2 separate regions of the Homo sapiens genome follow, and region 2 is linked to region 1. Evidence: read pairs that join two places in POLR2A ChIA-PET (ENCODE). Cell type or tissue: PC-9. All regions are shown on one strand. Links, peaks and the distances in the headings refer to the core of each region. The heading gives the core; the rest is flanking DNA. Region 1 overlaps KDM5C (lysine demethylase 5C). Region 2 overlaps IQSEC2 (IQ motif and Sec7 domain ArfGEF 2).

Evidence for each region. ChIA-PET counts read pairs that join two places held together with the same protein. Peaks named below come from ENCODE experiments on the same cell type or tissue, not always from the same donor. Only the 100,000 strongest peaks of a DNase experiment are listed, where the experiment ranks them.
Region 2: POLR2A ChIA-PET joins it to region 1 with 15 read pairs; 4 of 35 experiments call an interaction of 5 or more read pairs at or near these places.

Annotation. Positions count from the first base shown.
Region 1 is chrX:53,206,749-53,211,130 of GRCh38, forward strand. It overlaps KDM5C (lysine demethylase 5C), which reads right to left. Exons shown (of 26, transcript NM_004187.5): 11 at 3,928-4,109; 12 at 3,666-3,828. Among named protein-coding and RNA genes, the nearest start is that of MIR6894, 10 kb to the left of the region's middle. In PC-9, for the core only: no CTCF peak of the experiment used is centred there; no DNase peak of the experiment used is centred there.
Region 2 is chrX:53,278,782-53,283,163 of GRCh38, forward strand. The region is part of intron 2 of IQSEC2 (IQ motif and Sec7 domain ArfGEF 2); the gene reads right to left. Among named protein-coding and RNA genes, the nearest start is that of IQSEC2, 40 kb to the right of the region's middle. RefSeq lists a silencer at 1,287-1,486 and an enhancer at 2,407-3,234. In PC-9, for the core only: no CTCF peak of the experiment used is centred there; DNase peaks (open chromatin) are centred at 2,340 and 2,910; H3K4me3 peaks cover 1,822 bases; H3K27ac peaks cover 1,586 bases.

The sequences.
Region 1 (4,382 bases), core at 242-4,241:
AGCTACTCGGGAGGCTAAGGCGGAAGAATCGCTTGAACCCAGGAGATGGAGGTTGCAGTGAGCCGAGATCGCACCACTGCACTCCACCCAGGGCAACAGAGCAAGATTCCTTCTCAAAAAAAAAAAAAAAAAAAAAAAAAAAAAAATCAAGCACAGTGGCTCATGCCTGTAATCCCAGCACTTTGGGAGGCCGAGGCAGGAGGATCACCTGAGGTCAGGAGTTCGAGACCAGCCTGGCCAACATGGTGAAACCCCATCTCTACTAAAAATACACAAAAATTAGCCAGGCACAGTGGCTCATGCCTGTAGTCCTAGCTACTTGGGAGGCTGAGACAGGAGAATCGCTTGAACCCGGGAGGCGGAGGTTGCAGTGAGCTGAGATCACGTCACTGCACTCCAGCCTGGGCAACAAGAGTGAGACTCCTTCTCCAAAAAAAAAAAAAAAAAAAAAAATCTTTAGTAGCCACATTAAAAAGGCAAAAAGAAACAGGTAAAATTAAGTTAAATATATTTTATTTAACTTAACATATCCACAATATTACCATTTCTATGTGTAATTGGCACACAAAAGTATTAAGTGAGATACTTTGCATTCTTTTGTTTCGTACTAAGTCTTGAAAGCCAACATGCATTTTATACTTTTGGCACATTTCAGTGAGGACTAGCTACATTTCAAGTGCTCAACAGCCACATGTAGCTAGTGGCTACCAAATTGGACAGTGCAGTTCTAGACCAATAAACTTACCAAATTGATTATAAAAACCATACACTAATTATTGCTATGTCAAATTTTACATAGAAAAATATAACAGATGGAAACATAACAATGCTTAGATGTTTACAGTGGAGAGAATAGGGGCGAACTTTCTGTTTTCCATCTTCTGGAAAGAGGACATGTTTATTTTATAATGAAAATAGGCCCGGGCGCGGTGGCTCACGCCTGTAATCCTAGCACTTTGGGAGGCCAAGGCGGGTGGATCACCTGAGGTCAGGAGTTCGAGACCATCCTGGCCAACATGGTGAAACCCCGTCTCTACTAAAAATACAAAAATTAGCTGGGCGTGGTGGCGGGCAACTGTAATCCCACCTACTCGGGAGGCTGAGGCCGGGTAATCACTTGAACTCGGGAGGAGGAGGTTGCAGTGAGCTGAGATCGTGAGCCGAGATCGTGCCACTGCACTCCAGCCTCCAGCCTGGGTGACAGAGCGAGACTCTGTCTCAAAAAAAAAAAAAAAAAAAAAAGAAAAGAAAATAATACTTACATTACATATCTATAAAAAGAAATGGCCTTCTCCCACCAAAGGGGAAGGTGGGGTGATGGGGGCAGGGAGCTAGATACCTCTGGGGGAGCTCCAGCTGGCTAAACTGCAGTCTCCCAGCATGAGAACATAAAAATCACAGATACTTGAATTAAGGGGATACTGCCAAGTCCAAAGGGCCTGGAGATGCTGTGAACTACCTATAGGAAGGGCAGGGCAGACAGAGGGCTGGGTGGTAAAGTAGCAGCTGGCCAGAGAAGATGATGAGCCACGAGCAGGAGAAATGCTGTGGAGGTGTAAGCAAAAAGCACGTATTTTGGATTCTGTGATAAAGTTTTTTAAAAAGCGGTAAGGACTAAACAGCTCCATGACCTTCTGCATATGTATATATACATATATATACACATACATATATATATATATATATATATATATACACACACACATATATATATATATGCCTCTTAGCTACCCAAATCCTTCAGAGAATCCTTTTTTTTTTTTTTTTTTTTTTGAAATGGAGTCTCTCCACCTGTTGCCCAGGCTGGAATGCAATGGCACGATCTCGGCTCACTGCAACCTCCGCCTCCTGGGTTCAAGTGATTCTCCCGCCTCAGCCTCCCCAGTAGCTGGGACTACAGGCACGTGCCACCACGCCCGGCTAATTCTGTATTTTTATTAGAGACGAGGTTTCACCATGTTGGCCAGGCTGGTCTCGAACTCCTGACCTCAGGTGATCCGGCCGCCTCAGCCTCCCAAAGTGCTGGGATTACAGGCATGAGCCACCACACCCGGCTCTTTTTTTTTTTTTTTTTTTTTTTTTTTTGAGACAGGGTCTCACTATGTTGCCCAGGCTGGAGTGCAGTGGTACAATCTCGGCTCACTGCAACCTCTGCCTCCCGGGTTCAAGCGATTCTCCTGCCTCCTGATCCTGAGTAGCTGGGATTACAGGCGTGCGCCACCATACCTGGCTAATTTTTGTATTTTTAGTAGAGACTGGGGTTTCACCGTGTCGGCCAAGCTGGTTTTGAACTCCTGACCTCAAGTGATCTGACTGCCTTGGCCTCCCAAAGTGCTGGGATTACAGGCGTGAGCCACCGTGCCTGGCCAAGAGAATCCTCTTTTACAGTTTTCCATGGCATTATAGACAAGGACTGATGCTGTGCTATGGGTCAGGAAGAGAGAAGTCTAAGGAAAGTCAGACCCCATGTCTACTTGTAAAGCAGCAGAACTCAAGCCCTTGATCATCATCCTTAAATGGGGTGAGGTAGAGAGAGAAAAGGATAACTCCCTGAGTGGAGGAAGATTGCCTGAACTGTTATAGGACACCTCCTTCTGTCCAATTCCCTAGATATCCCAAGTCCTTGGTTAAATATCACTAAATTTTATAATAAAAAAATATTACTCATGGGGCATATAGTATACCAAAACAAGGAGAAGGCAAAAAGAAATGCAGGTGAGAACCACTGACCTAGTCCAAAGCCCTACTGTACAGATATCTAGGAATATCTGAAGGAGACATTAATTCAGTATTTATTGACTATCTCATACATTAGAGTAAGTGGTAATGTGTCCAAGGCCAAAGAGCGTGGAAGGGTGTAGGGAAGAGTAGCAGCCCCGGATAATACTTAAAGCAGAGATAGAGGATCTACTAATTCCTGTTCTTACAGGACTAGTGATCAGGCTGTTTTAAGATCCACACCAGAAAACTGGCTGATGCTAATCAATGCTAGAAATTCCCAGGAATATAAAGTCTCTCACAGGTAAGCCATGTTGTATACCCAGCAAAATGTTTTAAAGGGTAAGAAAGAAGTACACAGAGGATAGACCAGAACTCTGGGTTCAACTTTTGACCTGTTAAATAAAAAGACCTATCCACTGCTCTGAGAAGGGTAAGAGTATACAAAGTATGGCAGAGGCTGCTAGTTGTACCTCGATATTCATTCTTGTCTTCTGTCATAACAACATGACCTCCAGTTTTAAGTGGTACTTGACCATCCAAAATAAGAATTACATTTCCCAGTTTTCCCTGCAGCTAGATGTGGTCATATGACCAAGTTTTTACTAACAGAAGGTGAATGGAAATGATGTGTGCCTTTAAAAGATTTGTCTAGCCCTGCACTTCCCCACTTCCCTCTTCCACTGGCTGGAATGTAGATGTGATAATAAGCCACCCCTTAGCTGTTACCGTCAAACACATGGCCCAGAGGGCATACCATCATACGGTGCATCTAATCACTATTATTTTGGGTCTCTACTAGACTAGTCAAACCCGTAGCCCAATTAAGAACAGCAATGAAGAAAGGCCAGGGGCAGAATACAGATGACAACCACCGCCACCACCACCATCACAAAGGACATCACTAAATCACTCCTGCCGCTTGTCCCTGTTGCCTGGGTACTCACTGGCACACCATGGGACATGAGGGTGTTGGGATTCATGAGGGTGACAAGTTGGTGCAGGAGGTCAGGCTGGCTATCAAATAGTTCAGGTGTCAGCTTCTTCATCACTTCTTCCAAATGTTCTGCTGCAAGTGAGGGCACCCCATACCAGGTCTTCGGCTCACCCCTGCACAAGTGGAAAAGGGACACACACAGTAAATCACACCTTGGTCATGCAGGGAGCCCACACTGACTTGATTCCCTGGCTCCCCAGGGTCCCACTCACCAGTGGAGGTAGTTAATGGAGTAACTCCAGTGATCCTCAATATGCCAGCAAAAGGCTGAGAAGACCATGCCCACGTAGAGCCAGGGCACCTTCATGCCAGAGATATCTGCATTGATGTGGCACAGTACAGACTGTTCCAACACCGGCATCACATTTAGGTTCCAACCACTGGTAGCATACTCCTGCCAGGTCAGGTATTTGTAAAAAGGGCATGAGGGTTATGCTAAGGAACTGAGATCTTAAGTCATTTTCTTTAGCCTAGGGAACCTTAATTTTGAGGTCAGAGACTTTTTTGAAACATCTTAAGAAACATATAGGTTTTCTCCCTACCTCTCCACCAAAAAGCATACACACAAAATTTCAATTGTATTCACTTCAATTTCTACGAAGTTTACCGATATATCCACCTACCAAAATACCTGCAAGTTAAAAAAATCCTGCTCTGGATCAAAATG
Region 2 (4,382 bases), core at 217-4,216, 72 kb after region 1:
AAATAGGGAGGAGGGCCTAGCCTTTTTGCTGCTGCTGTTAATATTTCCTTTTATTGAGCTGTAATTAGAAAACATAAAATAGGTTTTCTAATTAACTTAGAAATAATGTTTTCCAGCCGGGTGTGGTGGCTCACACCTGTAATCCCAACACTTTGGGAGGCCAAGGCGGGCGGATCACGAGGTCAGGAGTTCGAGACCAGCCTGGCCAACATGGTGAAACCCCGTCTCTACTAAAAGAAAAATACAAAAATCAGCCAGGTGTAGTGGCGCATGCCTGTTATCCCAGCTACTCGGGAGGCTGAAGCAGGAGAATTGCTTGAACCCAGGAGGCAGAGGCTGCAGTGAGCCGAGATCGCACCACAGCACTCTAGTCTGGGCGACAGAGCAAGACTCCATCTCAGAAAAAAAAAAAAGAAATAACATTCTGCAAAGATATGGGCAGATTGTTCCCTCTGCCTAACTGCCCTTCCTCAGTCTATCCAACTGGCAAACTCCTATTCATCCTTTAAAAAAGCTGGATTATCACATAGTCTAGGACCAACCACTCAGGCCTTTTGGGGCAGGTCTCTAGGGAAGGATTTTTTTAAGGAAGGACAAATTAGATAGATCCCAAATGTCCTCTTTGGTCTGCTGACCTGATCTTCCAGGCACTCTCCTCATACACTCGGACACCCATTCCACAGGCACAGCAGGGGCTCAGGGAGGTGGGAGGGGCTGGCAATGACACTGTATATTTGTCTGGAAGGAGGAGGAATTGGGGGAGGGATGGGTCTAGCTCTTACCTGCTCTCTGCCAGCCTGCCTGAGGGGGTAAGCTTCATGGAGTCAAGGACCTGAGTAGGACAGCAATACTGGTGTAGAGTATGAGACGCTGTGGACCTGAGAGACAGCAAGAGACAGAGAGAGACAGAGAGAGAGACAGGGAGGGAGGGAAGTGGCAGGGTGGGCGATGGGGGCAAGAAGGTGAGAGTGAGTGCGGGAGGGGAAAAGGGAAGGCTGGGAGGAATGGAGGATGGGAAATGGAAGAGGAGGCGTGGGAGGCAGGGAGGGAGGAAAGGAAGGAAGATAAGGGAGAAAGGAAAAGAGGAAGGGAGAGAGGGAGGAAGATGGAGAGAGAGGAAGGAAGGAAGGAGGGAGGGAGGGAGGGAGGGAGGAAGGAAGGAAGGAAGGAAGGAAGGAAGAAAAAAAGAAAAAAACCACAAAGTCAAGAAAGAGAGGACGGCACTCGAACCACATACAGAACACAACGACAACAGGGGGCAGTAGAGACGAAAGAGCCGGGCTGGGCCTCCTGTGTTCCAGGTGACTCCGTGGGGACCTCAGCCACAGAGACGCTGGGACACCACAGTAGGGAAGGGGGAAGGGAGCCCTCCTCACACCAGACGCCACAGGGGTAGGGAGGACGGGAGGGGAAGGGGGGATGAAAGAGAAGGGGGAAAGATGCATGGGGGCTCCCCTTAGAGAAGATCCCTCACAGGAAGGGAGGAAGGGATGGAGGAAGGAGAAGCTCTGGGCCCAAAGAAGGGGGAGAACCCAGGTGGGTGGGTAAGGGGAACACTGAAGGAAGAGAGGGAGAGAGATAGAGAGAAACCGAAAGAGACAGAAAAGGAGAAAGACAGAGAAAGAGGAAGACAGAGAAAGGGCGAGACAGAAGACACAGAGAGAAGCCAGAGAGAGGCAGAGAGCGCCAGAGCAGAGGAGGGTGAGGGCGGAGGAGGCTGACAAGGTCTCAGTGGTCTTGGTGACAGGATGGGACTCAGGGCTGAGTGGGTGAGGCAGAGGATGGGGTGGTTCCAGGTAGGAGTCTTTTGCTTTGAAGGCCAGTGCTTTACCCCCCACCCCAAGGCGGGGCCCACACTCCACCCCTGATGCTGTGCCCCCACCACCCCTAGTGCAGGGTCCAAAGACCCCTCCACCTCCTGCCTCCTGCGATTAAAGTCCGGAGAATGGCCAAGGGGAGGAGGAGGTACAGCAGGGCAGGGAGGCTGAGGGCCTGGTCCCTGCCCTACCCAGTGCAGCGCAGATGCCAGAGGTATGCCAGTCAGCTGGAGCCAGAGCAAGCTGGGAGTGGAGCCGACCCCTTCCAGGTCAGCCAGCCCCTGTCCCCCACAAGCCCACAGAGGCAGACTGTGGTCAGGGCCTGGCCATTCAAAAGCCCATGTAAAAGCCAGGAGACATGGCTGCGGGCCAGGCCAGCTGCGAATTTGAGGATGTCCAAATCTCAGAACCTTACAGGGAATCTTTGAATCTGAGACTCTTCTTATCGAAGGCTCTGGATTAATCATCATCAGGGCAACTGCTTCTCAGGTGCCAGTCTCCAGCCCAAGTCCTTGACTCATTATCTCTTTTGAATCTGAGACTCAGAGACTCTTAGGCTGCTGGAATGTTGGTGTTAGAATCTCAGAGGCCACGAGCCTGGAGCCCTGCAGTGCCTCGCACACAAGGCTAGTAGAGCAGGGTAGGAGCCAAGCTCACCCCTCACAGGCCACAGGCTGTGCTGCTCAGGGTTCCAGGGTCCTTCCAGAGCTGGGCACCTGGATGCCCATGGGATCTCCCACTTGAACTGGCTCCCTCCCCCAGGCCAAAGGCCTCTCAGAGTCCAAGAAGGGAGCCAGGAACCAGGAAGCCAGGAGGCTGCTGAATCAGTAGCCCAGGGACTGGGTCCAGGCCTGGGCAGGAAGGGAGGGGGCCAGGCTGCGGGGCCCAGGTTCCTACCTGCTGCTCCTCCCGGGGGGCTCCATGGGTCTGGACCTGTCCCAAGGGCAGGCCCCCTGGCCTAGCCGGTGTCTCCACCGTGTCACCACCCCCTCCTCCCCAGCCCTTCCCTAGAAGGAGGAACCAAGAAGGCGGGGCCAGGCCAGCTGGGCTGCGGGCCAGATTGCAACTGGAAACTTTGCTCCTTCCCCTACTCCTCCAGGAGGGCTGGGAACTCCTCCTCCGAGGAAGCGGCCTGGAGAGCTCACAGTCCCTCCTCTGGGCCAAACCCCAGGCTGGGCTCCCTCAGTGCACCTCTGCTAGAATCTCCCCACGCACCCCATCAAGTTTGTATCGCTGGCTCTATTCTCCTGAACAGAAAATTGAGATGGAGAGAGGTGAAGTAATACTGCTAGTAAGTGGCAGAACCCCAAGATCAAGACCCGGTTTGGCTATTCCCAAACCTGGAATCTGCCCCTTCAGCCATATTGCTACCTTGTGAGTACAGAAACCTTTCCATAGAAGCTTTTCACAAATACCCTTATTTTCAGCACAGTTAAAGAGACTATGTTTAGGAGTTGTTCTGGGACTCTGCATATTAAGTGCAATTCAAATCACCCATGTTGGGGTATCAAGATGGGGCCCCGGCCAATATTCTTTCTCACTGCAATAAGCTCTCACTCTTCTATGTTGTTTTCTAGACTGGCTGAGAGAAATGCTTCCTGAAGAGAAGAGGGAAAATCAAAAGAAATGCCAAGAGGCTGTTCTTCCAAGTAAACTGCCCAGCCTGACTTTATGGATGGGCAAATTGAGGCCTGGAGAGGAAAAGGGTCTTACTAAAGTTCATGCAGCAGGTCAGAGTAGACTCCAGGTGCCCTGGCTCCCTGCCTGCCTATTACAGCAACATCTCTGTCCTCCACATGGGCGGGACTGGAGAAAGGAGAGAGTTTTTTGGCTTTGAAGGATGTAGGGCTCCTGAGAATACCACAGGTCCAGCTCAAAGTGCTCCTGTCCTTTCACGGTCCCAGAGCCCAGGCCCCTGGCTGTTCTGAGCAGAAGGCGGCCCTGGGAGGGGCCAGGGGGCCAGTGATCTAGAAGAAATAGAAGCTGACAGGCAACAGGCCAGCCTTCCTGCCTCCCTGCTGGGGCAGCTGGTTCCTCTCAAGAAAGCCAAAGCTACTGAGAGAGAGAGGCCCTCCGGAACACCACAAGGTTGGCATCTGTGGGTCCTTAGTGACCTTCTCTCCCTCTGCCCACCCCTCAAAGCCCTGGTCCTCAAGGCTCTGGCCTTAGCATCTGCCTTTTTTTTTTTTTTAACTCTCCTTGAGGAACTCTCCTAGCTCCTGCAGCAGCTTCACCTTGTGCCCATTTGTAGTTATTGCCCTAAGAGCTGAACCCTCTTGACCTGGCAGGAGCCGAGAGACATTAAGTGTAGTGCTGGGCCGGGTGCAGTGGCTCACGCCTGTAATCCCAGCACTTTGGGAGGCTGGGAGCAGTGGGGTGGGTGGGGGACGGTGGATCACCTGAGCTCAGGAGTTTGATACCAGCCTGGGCAACATGGCAAAACCCTGTCTTTACTAAAAATACAAAAATTAGCCAGGCATGGTGGTGCACACCTGTAGTCCCAGCTACTTGGGAGGCTGAGGTGGGAGGATCGCTTAAGCCCCAGAGGCGGAGGTTGCAGTGAGC